2 separate regions of the Homo sapiens genome follow, and region 1 is linked to region 2. A link is a loop called in an ENCODE intact Hi-C map of the cell type or tissue named here. Cell type or tissue: ovary. All regions are shown on one strand. Each heading gives the region's core, and the rest is flanking DNA. Links, peaks and the distances in the headings are about the cores only. Region 1 overlaps LOC124904034 (a long non-coding RNA gene). Region 2 overlaps LOC101927389 (a long non-coding RNA gene).

Region 1 (5,384 bases), core at 284-5,283, 90 kb before region 2:
CAGTCACTGTTTTACATAAACATGGAGCTATAGTAGACATAATTGTTTAAGAAGCGGAATGTAACCATAATAAATGAGGAGGACACAATAGTACGGAATAGGCCCCAAGTAGGAGCTAAACAAACCAGACAATGGTAAGATAAAGTGAAAGATAAGGAGATAACACTCACAGGGATATTTGCCATCATGTAGAAGAGGTATTTCTCCATTGTGTAGGAATACATATGTCACCCAAGTGTCAGTTGTGTGGGTGACCCCAAGTACCCTCACTTTCTGGTCTGAGCCTGAATTTTAAAATTGAAATAAGATATTGCTATCGAAAAGTCTCACCTGTGTAATTTTGTAGAGTTTACATGTCTTTATGCCCCGTTATGCTTCCTAAATATTGCTCCTCATTTCTGCTGTTAACTTTCTTTCTCTCTTTTACTGAAGCTTTGCAGTAATGGAGGGATGATGGCATAGCATCATGTAGATAGCAACTTGAAACTGAACATTAGATAGCTTTGTGCTGAAATTCATCAGCCATTCTTCACCACAGGGAATATCTTGCTGGTTTGGCGGAGGGCTGACCTTCCTTCTTGTAGCTCATACCTTCTCCTTATCTCCATTCTCTTCCTATTGTCTTGCCTGAGTTATTCATTGAGATTCAAAGTTCTTCTCACTTAATTGTGCAGTGTTTAACTTCTCTTTTAATTTTCCATGTCCTTCCAGACTATGCCCCGGAAAGGTCACGTAGGTGAGGTCCAACACAATGGGTGTTACTTTTTCAGTGAGCAGCATCTCCATGGATCTGATGCTACTCTGCAAATGTGCAGATGAGACCACAGTTTGCTCTTGTTTCATGTAGCAGTTTTCTTCTTTGGGATACCCATAGAAACAGCTGCTTTCTAGACTTAGAATTTTCTGAAGCCAAAACCATGAAAATCCAGAATGTCTGACCTGAAAGCAACATTAGAACTCAAACAAATAGAATATGTATATGTTTTTTATGTTCTTTTTCTTTTGTGTGTACATTTTCAGCAATTTACCCTCATGATATGAAATCCAGAAGTGTAAAGGCAACATGGAAAGCTATTCTTGTAGCATAAAAATTGGCCATGATTCAAAAATGAATCAGATGCTATCGGCAGGCTTTCTTCAGACCCATTCTTCCTTATTCAATCATGCTTTATGTCACCCCAGTTTAGTGATTTACTTTTAGTGGAATTTAACTTGAATGTCTTAAAATACCATCATTACATATATTTAGCTTTGGTTACAGTTATAAATTTGTTTAACAAGCTACATGAAATATATAGTTGGCAATGGTCAAAGTAAATATACCAGTGAGATGCTCATAACTAGTTAGCCTGTTTAAAAAAAATCCTCAGGAATAATAAAAAAATAAAAAACCAATATAGCTGTCATTAATTGAGTACTCCTATGTGCTACTCTTCCAAGCACTTACTATGTAATAACTACCCCACAACCACCATATGAGGTAGGTACAAGTAGCATTTCCCTTATACAGTTGAGGAAATGGGGGCATAAAATGTTTAACAACATGTTCAGAAAAAGAAGGACTTAGCACATGGTCTATTGAGCTACTTTTGGCCTTTGGATCTCATGCTGAATTTTCTGTATTTCAAATGAGATGAAGAAGCTAAAATTCACAGAAGTGAAGATAGTTGCAAAGATGGGTTCACATCAGCAGACACCCATTTTGGTGCTCTTTGCATTGTAGCACCTGATCCTCCTTTTTTCTCTAAGGGGTTTGGGGTTTCAGTTTTTGCCGAAGAGCATGTGTGTTTTGCAGCTATCTGGGAGTAATTAACAAATGACAGCCATAATACTCCAGTAGCTATTTGATTTGTCTGTTGCTAGGAATGCTTTGCCATTGTTTCCAGAGAATAATTATTATGTATTAACCTGTGCCTGATTCAGGAATGCAGTTGTACATTACAATAAAAAGTTCCACTGCTGTGACCCTCCATTTAACCTCATAAATTCAGTGTATCATTCTCATTATACAGTAAAGCTTAAGCTTTATAGAACTAGAGACTGGTGCAGAAAATAAGATAAAATATCCTCAATATGAATCATGTTTTAGTTATCTGAAGTCTCTGGTGCCAAGCCACTTCTCTGTATAGTTAAGCTACAAGTTAATGCAAAAAAAAAAAAAAAAAAGCAAGCTATAATTTTCAATTCAGTTACAAAAAAAAGCCTATTTAGCAGGATTCTTTTTGTTGATAATAACAGAAATCAATTTTAATTAGTCTAAGCAGGAAGGGAGAATTTAAGATAATGAAAGAAGACATGAATGTATTCTGGAAGCCAGCAGCAGAGATGGAGCCGTGACTCAAAAGGGACTAGAGATGGAGAGCCATGAGGAGCCCAGAAAACAGGCTTTCTTTATTTTGTCCTCCATTTTTCTCTTCAAATGTCTTTGCAAATATATCTGTATTACTCATCTACTCCTAAGACAATGGCTGAGCCTCAGTTCTCAAGTTAATATAGTGTCTGTATAAGTGAACTGTCATTGAGATTTTACTTTCAGTCACAACTGTAAATTCCTAAGAAGGGGCTCTGATTGGCTCAATTTGGTTCTGGTGCTCAGCCATTGTGCACTTAGCTGAGTTCTAGGCAATGGTGTTATGTGACTAAAACATGGCTTCTACCCAGGGGGTAGAATGGAGGGCTGTTCTTAGAGGAGAAGGAATTATGAGCTGGGCAGACACCACAGAGTTCTCTGTTGTTACCATGCATAGTAGTCCATTTTCATATTCCTATGAAGAAATACCCGAGACTGTGTAATTTATAAAGAAAAATGGAGTCACAGTTCCACATGGCTGGGGAGGTTTCACAATCATGGCAGAAGGCTAAGGAGGAGCAATGGCCTCCCAAGTAGCTGGGTCTACAGGCGTCTCACGGGGCAAGAGAGCTCGTGCGGGGGAACTCCTCTTTATAAAACCGTCAGATATCGTGAGACTTATTCACTATCATGAGAACAGCACAGGAAAACCCACCCCCATGATTCAATTACCTCCCACCAGGTCCCTCCCACAACATGTGGGGATTATGGGAGCTATAATTCAAGATGAGATTTGGGTGGGGACACGGATAAACCATATGACCATGTAACTAGGTCTCAGTGTAAAACAGCCCTTAGAAATTCAAGGACTATGTCAAATTCAAGAATATTATCTCTTTTATCTAACTAGGCATATTTGTAGACTAGATGGCTTGAGTATGTAATTAAGTCAACATATTTTAAAATCAGCCTGAATAAACCAAAATGTTAATTGGAATCTACGGCAAACCAAAAAATAGAATGAATCCCAAAGCTAAGTGGAAGTGTTGTGGATTATTCTTGATACCACACCATTAATTTGTGGGGATAATTGGGATGCATCCAAGCTTTTAGTCTTGCTGATGATGTTTAAGAGTTAAATTAGATGACCACATTTCCTGCTGTAATTGTTGGTCAGATCCTTGGAAATGGTAGGGTTTTCACATGCTTCCATATAATTATAGAAATCAATCTAGGGGATGCACAAAAAGAGAAAAAGGAATTTCTTGTTATGTTCTTAGTGTAAATTTTGTATTCTCCTATGACCTGAAAGATACTTGATGGGTCATCTGGTCTGATCCCCTCATTTTACAGATGGAAAATGAAGCGGAGAGAGGAGAAGTGACTAGCCTTGTTGTCAAATGACACATGAGTAACAGATCCAGGACTAAAATCCTAGATTCCAGTCTTTTATTATGTCCTACTATAAAAACTAGGATTCACAAAACATATGATAGTACTGCTAGGTAGTTATATTTTCACTAGTTTTGTTGGTGTTGTTGTTGTTTGAGACAGAGTCTCACTCTGTCACCCAGGCTGGAGTGCAGTGGCACCATCTCAGCTCACTGCAACCTCTGCCTTCTGGGTTCAAGTGATTCTCTGCCTCAGCCTCCCAAGTAGCTGGGACTACAGGTGTGCACCACCACGCCTGGCTAATTTTTGTATTTTTTGTAGAAAGGCAGTTTTGCCATGTTGGCCAGGCTGGTTTCGAATTCCTGGCCTCAAGTGATCCACCCTGTCTTGGCCTCCCAAAGTGCTGGGATGAGCCACTGTGCCCATGAGCCACTGCGCCCAGCCTATTTTCACTAGTTTTTAAATTGCTTTTTTCTCCAACATCTGGACTTTACTTATTCAGTATAATATTTTTTCAGGCCCTGAGTATAAATTCTTTGGATAATTTTCTGGCTAATTTAACTTACCTGTAGCAATACTCAGCAGCACAGACGATTAGATAATAAAGAAAAAAATTTTCTAACTATTATTTTGGCAAAGGACTAGGTTTAAATTTTCTTAATTACAGAAGAAAAAACAGCAAACAAATAGCATTTTAGTTTGGAGTAAATTTGTTCTTCACTACAAATTGTTCAGATATCTATAAGGACAAATTTCCATATTATAATTTTGTGTGTTGCAACTATAAAAATACTTTATCTTAAATGCCTTTTATCCTTGTTTTCCCCACTCCATCAAGAAAGACTCAAAGAAGAACTGGGCTTTAGATTAGAAGTTAAAAACTGGCTCATAGATTTATATGTGCACAGTGCTCTTTCAATCTTTCTGTTTTCATTGTTCATAACGAACAGAGGAAATATGACTAAAGAGATTTTACTGATCCAAAGATGCTAAATTCCAATATGCATTCTGAATTTCAAATAATTTGGGAAATGAAGCATGATGATAAACAGGAAAATGAAAAAAAAAATGTAAGTGTAATGTGCCAACCTTCCTTGGCCAAATGGTCTGGGGTTAGAGTTCTGAATTCCTGGATTGTAATTTATCTGATTTTTAAATGTATATAACATTAATTTGCTTTTTCAATTCTACAGAATAAATTGATTCTCAAATTAATATTTTTAATTTCAAGAACAAGTTTCTAAACAATAAAAAAGAGCTTTTATTATAATTTTAAGTAAGATCCTTGGTGATTATAATTAAAAAATTAATTAAAATTATTATCAAAGAACAACAGAATCATATTGTAAAAAAAAAAAAAAAAGAACTACAGGGGTCCTGCTCCCTAACATTGAGTCATGTTCCCCAGAAACATAAACTTTCAACTCTTAGCTGACTCTTCTGAATTTTAACCCCATATTTCTAAATGTGCTAAAAATGTATTAATTTTTTTTCAGTCGTAGACATTATTTTATTGATTGACTTTCTGTACACAGTTTTTCAACTCCCTGAGCTACAGCTGTCGCAGTATTTGCATAGTCATAATATTATGAATGATGAATTTTTACTTATCCAAAAATTATAATATCAAGAAGATGGGGTTAGCAGAAGTATGTGTATGTGTGTATATAAGGGATTTTCTTTTTTTTTTTTTGAGACGGAG
Region 2 (5,384 bases), core at 250-5,249:
TTGAAATCTCTAGATTTTGTTTTTCAGACCTGGAGGGAAAGGCAATCAACTACAGGGTATGCTTAAATTAGTTCCTTCTGCTTTCTAAGCAAATTCTTTCTCAAGAATCTAACCATGTATTAAGAATGCAAGATAGTGTTTTAGCATCTGTAATGTGTAGCAGGATTCCATTAGATGCTTGCACTTGACCTTTATAGTTATGTTCACTTTTTCCCAACCTCACACCCAGGTGTTCATATATCCTCATTTCTTTGGTTTTGTTTGTTGAAACTAGAATGCCTTTCTCTTTGCCTTGCAAAAAGGCTTATCATCTCTTCAGGCTTGACTTAAAGAACCCTTCTTCAATCCATCCCTTAGGAGGTGTTGTACATAATCTTCAGCCTCCTTACCTCTATGTTTTCCATATCTTTTCCACAATTTGCTCTTTCTACCATCACCTTTATGATATCCAGTGCTCTCTCCTAGAGCAGGAACCAGGGTCAGGCAAGTGAGGTGCCTAGGGTACAAGACGTAAGGAAGTGCTCACTTTCAGGGTTGTGCACTTCAGGTCTGAGCCCTGGGCATCTCACTCTCCTTGTCCTCATCCTGACCTGCTGTCCCAGAAAAATCCTCTTGAGAACGACTGTTATGACTCATATCGATCTAAGTATAACTGCACTGCTTTACAAGCAAATCCTATGTGTAGACTGCTTTCTCTTGATTTTTCATTTTAAGATGTTAGCTAATGATCTCTTACCTGGGCACAAGACAGTTCAGCTCTCTTAGAACTGTCCCCTACACCAGGCACACATGCTTTTCTCCCTACATTCTTACAACGTGATCACATCCCAATTTCACAATTTTGGGTTAAACAGTCTATGTTTACATTATCACGAACACTTAAGCATTATTATAGCTAAGTCTGTAGAATATAGTGTTTGCATTTCCTTCCTCTATAACTTTTTGCTTTTCTTAGAATTAAAGATTTCTTTAACGTTTTGTGTTTGCTTCATTTTTCAATTACCTACCATAACTGAAGCATAAATCATTGTCAGAACTGCAAAAGTCCTTTCAATAAGGCTTAAACACCAGGAAACCTACTGATTCCATCTCCTCTCACCTTGCTCCCCCAGCCCCTGAGTCCCCTACTCTGCACACTAGAGTGCCGGATCTCTGGGCTTGCTACTCAGCAGGCACAGTGAGTTTGCCCTTCATCTTTCTCCTGGGAATTGCTTCCCATCTCTGGTGCCTCATCTTTGTGTCCTCAATCTCAGGATTTTGTCATTCTTGATTTATTCTGTCTTTGGACAGAACACATCTTTGAGACCTTGCATGTACAACCATGTCTTTATTCTCTCCTCATACTTGATCGATAATTTGGGAATAGAATTCTGGGTTCAGATTACTTTCTCCAATAGCTTTGAAGCATTGCTTCATGGTCTTTTGGCTCCCAGCACTACTACGCAAAAGTTTGGTTCCTAATACTTGTATGTTGCTTTTCCCTTCTCTTTGGAAACTTTTAGGATCTTCTCTTTAGCCTAGTTTCTGAAATTTTAGGATGATGTATCTTGGGCTACTGTTGGGCACTCAGTATTTTGTTTTTCTTTTGGTTTAAATCTGGACATTTAGTTCTGGGAATTTCTCTTGTATTTGTATTTTGAAAGTTTCCTTCCTTCTATTGTTTTCTTTTTCCCCCCATTTCTCTTTCTAAAATTCTTATCAGTCGAATGTTGACTCTTGTTCCAGTTATCTATTGATATAAACCATCTCAAAGCTAAGTAGCTTAAAACAGTAGCAGTCGTTTATTTGGCTCACAAGTCTGCAATTCAGAGACTCCTCAGTTGGCGTAGCTTTTTCTCTGCTTTATGTGGCATCACTGGGTTATCTCCATTGGGAAAAGAATATCTGCTTCCAAGATGGGTCAGTCACAGGGCTGGCAGGGTGGTGGTGGCTCTTGATTGGGGGCTTTGGTACTTTCCACATGAGACTCCATGGCGCTGCTTGAACTTTCTCAGAGATGATGTCTGGGTTCTAGATATTACAGGAGGCCTGGATAGAAATTGCAGGGCTTCCTATGACCTGGCCTTGGAAGTCCCACAGTATCATGTCTACCAAATTCTATTGGTCAAGCAAATCACTAAGACCAGCTCAATTTCAAGGGCAGGGGATTAGACTCTACCTCTCAATGAGAGGAATAGCAAAAAATTTGTAGCCATCTTTAATCTACCATAGCACTCATTCCTCTAATTTTTATATATTTCTCCCATATTTTTCCATTTCTGATTTTTCCTTAGATTTTTAGATTTTCTCAACTTTATTTTCCAACCATTCAATTGACTTTTAACAGCAACAAAAAAGTTAACCATATTGGTGTATTTCCATGAACTCGTCCCTGAACTCATCAGTTCTTGCTCTATAGACACAATATTTTTTCATATTATCTGAGGATGGAGGTTGCAGTTTGTTAGTTTTGGTTTTCTTCTGCTCCATGCAAATTCTCCCTTTTTCCTATTATTTTTCTGTCAATTTGTCTTTTATGTTAGAGACTCTTCTCAAACTTTTGGCATTCTTTGGCTTAGATGCTGACAAGGAACTCTGGGTGCAAAGGACAAGTATGTTGACTCTTAGGCATCATGATAGGGTGATCAGGTCTGGGCCAGCTTTTTCATCAGATGAAATGTTAGTATCTGTAGGTGCTTTTCTGGGATCAGCCCAGAGAGAAGAAATATCTACATCCTGTCTAGGGAGTATCTTAAGACTGCCTGACAGAGACAGTCTGGGAGCTACAGAGTCAAAAAGAGCTAAGAGTCTTACCAAGCAAAATGCAGACATTCATTTTTATAGTCCTGTTTTTGGTATGACACTTCACCCTGCTCCCATCTGCACCTGACATCCGCAGTTCGTAGCTACTGTGGTTCACTGCTCCAGAGATCCAGCCTCCAATTTTTAGTCTGGCTTGGGGAGGAACTCCCCTGGTTGCTTAGGAGTAAGGAGAGGGTGAGGGGAATCAACTGCCCTATATACAGACTGTCAACCCATCCTGTTTTCAGTCTTATGGCTCAATTCTGCTCTCAGAGGTATCTAGTATCTCAAATTCCAGAGCCTTTCTAGACTCCAAATCAGCTTAGCTTATTTTGATTTTCTCTTAGCAGTCTTCGGTTTCACTTTCTTCTTTAGTAAATCTGTAACCACACAATTATCCTTTTTAATCTTCAAAAATGTTGTTAACATTAAAAAAATTTATTGTCCTTTTTTCTATTCTCTTTGTCTTTATGAGTTTTCACCTTTTCCCCCATTACCATCATTTTATTAAGGTTTTGAAAGGGCAGGGAAGTAAATATGTGTTGAGTTTGACATGTTTAACCAGAAATCTGCCTGTATATTTTCCCCTGGTGAGGAACAGTTGAGTGTTTCTTTTGAGATAAAAACAATCTCCTTCTAGATGACCCTGAGGAGATCCAAGGAGTGGGCTGAAGAGTCCCTCCTTTTTGACCTGCAGGATAAAAGTGTACTTAGTACTACTCTAGAAAGTGTGTAAGCAGCTAGCAGCCCTGGCTGCTGTGGGGCCCCACAGATTCACTTCTCACACAGAGACAGGCAGAGTCACATACAGCCTAAGTCCTCTGGGTGCCTCCAATTCAGGGACCAAACAAAAACCACAGCCAACATGTTTTGGATGTGTAAGTCACTAGGCTAAGCAATTACATGTGATGTGTCTCATTTAATTCTCATAACAACCTTATGAGGAATGTATTATTATTATTAAACTGTACCTCTATTTTAGAGATAAAAGCATCTGAGCCACAGAAAATTCTTAGCACCTTTCCAAGACCACAAGTCTTGGAAAGTACGTGGCAGAGCAACCCAGGAGGTCTACTTTTCAGACTACTCTGTTGTTACTCCACTTTGCCTCTTACTTGTTCATCACTTGTGTGAAGTGGGAATCCAGTTACCTCTCTTGTCTGGGGACCATCACATGTGGGCCAGAGATTTTTGTCCCTGGCCTGGGTGTTGAAGCCAGGAGAGACCCATCAACCTTTCAAATATGAAACTAAGATATATGGGAAAATGTTATCTTGGGCCACTGTCAGTTGGGTGAGGAAGATGAAGATTGGAGCATGGAGGATGGGAGAGAATCAGAAATGTATCCCAATAAATGTATAAACTGTATGTATGGGCTGGGCGTAGTGGCTCACGCCTGTAATCCCAGCACTTTGGGAGGCTGAGGTGGGCAGATCACTTGAGCTCAGGAGTTCGAGACTAGCCTGGGCAACATGGTGAAACCACATCTCTATGATTTTTTATTTTAAATTAGCCAGGTGTGGTGGTGCATGCCTGTAGTCCCAGCTACTTGGGAGGCTGAGGTGGGAGGATGGCTTGAGCCTGGGAGGAAGAGGTTGTAGTGAGCAGAGATCACACCACTGTACTCCAGCCTGGCCAACAGAGCCAGATCATGTCTCAAAAAACAAACAAAGCAAAACTGTAGGTATGAATTAGGTTTTAATGTATAAATGTCTTTTATGTGCCAGGCATTATGATTGGCACATGCAGACTTATTATTTGGCTTAAGGTTTAAAACAGCCTTAAGACAAAGGTAAACGTGAGACTTCCTTACTTTTCAGATAAAGTAGCACATAATCAGATTGGTGAAGATGTCTACTCAAGGTCACATGGGTAAAAAACCACAGAACTGGAACTCCAACCCAGACCTCTGGACCTAACTCAAGCCTAGTTCCCTTTTTAAGGGAAGATTTGATTGTTCTCAGTTAAAAAAAAAAATCTACTATGGAAATCCTTTATCACATGGTTCGGTATGTATCAGGCCTTAGAATGGGCTAAGAGGTAAAAATGATCTGGCTTTTATTAAAAGTGGACATTATCTATAGATCTCGAGCAAATGACTTTACTTCAGGTTTCCCACCTGCTAGATGGAGGTAATAACATCTTTCACGTAGACATAACAAACATAAAATAGGGATTATGCCACACAAGGACTTCCAGTATCTGCTTAGGGTCTAACTGCTGAGGAGTCAGGGCAGTGGGACTAGGGGGTTCTGAGATATTACAGGATTTCCGGAACTGAGGCAAAGGAAGAAAGTTAAGAAGGCTCTTGGCTGTGCCTGGTGAGAGGAGAGACTAGATGGCTCCTACTGTGAGGGTGAAGAAGGCTTTCGCAGGACAGAGTCCAGTCACAGTGGAGCAGCATGGTGTAGTGCACCTTCTCAATCTTTAGTGTGCACACGGATCTCTCAGGGGTGGTGGTAAAAAGCAAATTCTGATTTTCAGGGTCAGGAGTGGGACCTAAGATTCTGCCTTTCTTATAAGCTTCCCGGGATTGCAGCCTGCTGGTCCTGGGACCAAAATCTGAGTTGCAGAGTTGAGGAAAAGTCAGAAGATGTGGGCCT

What was found. Peaks named below come from ENCODE experiments on the same cell type or tissue, not always from the same donor. Only the 100,000 strongest peaks of a DNase experiment are listed, where the experiment ranks them.
Region 1: it touches region 2 in a loop (3-fold over the local background); 6 of 110 quality-filtered maps call a loop at or near these places.

What each region holds. Positions count from the first base shown.
Region 1 is chr17:55,531,728-55,537,111 of GRCh38, forward strand. It overlaps LOC124904034 (a long non-coding RNA gene), which reads right to left. Exons shown (of 3, transcript XR_007065855.1): 2 at 3,362-3,521; 3 at 851-939. It also overlaps a transcript of SMIM36 not described here. Among named protein-coding and RNA genes, the nearest start is that of SMIM36, 23 kb to the left of the region's middle. In ovary, for the core only: no CTCF peak of the experiment used is centred there; no DNase peak of the experiment used is centred there.
Region 2 is chr17:55,622,147-55,627,530 of GRCh38, forward strand. The region is part of intron 2 of LOC101927389 (a long non-coding RNA gene); the gene reads left to right. Among named protein-coding and RNA genes, the nearest start is that of TMEM100, 98 kb to the right of the region's middle. RefSeq lists a silencer at 3,580-3,649. In ovary, for the core only: no CTCF peak of the experiment used is centred there; no DNase peak of the experiment used is centred there; H3K27ac peaks cover 1,084 bases.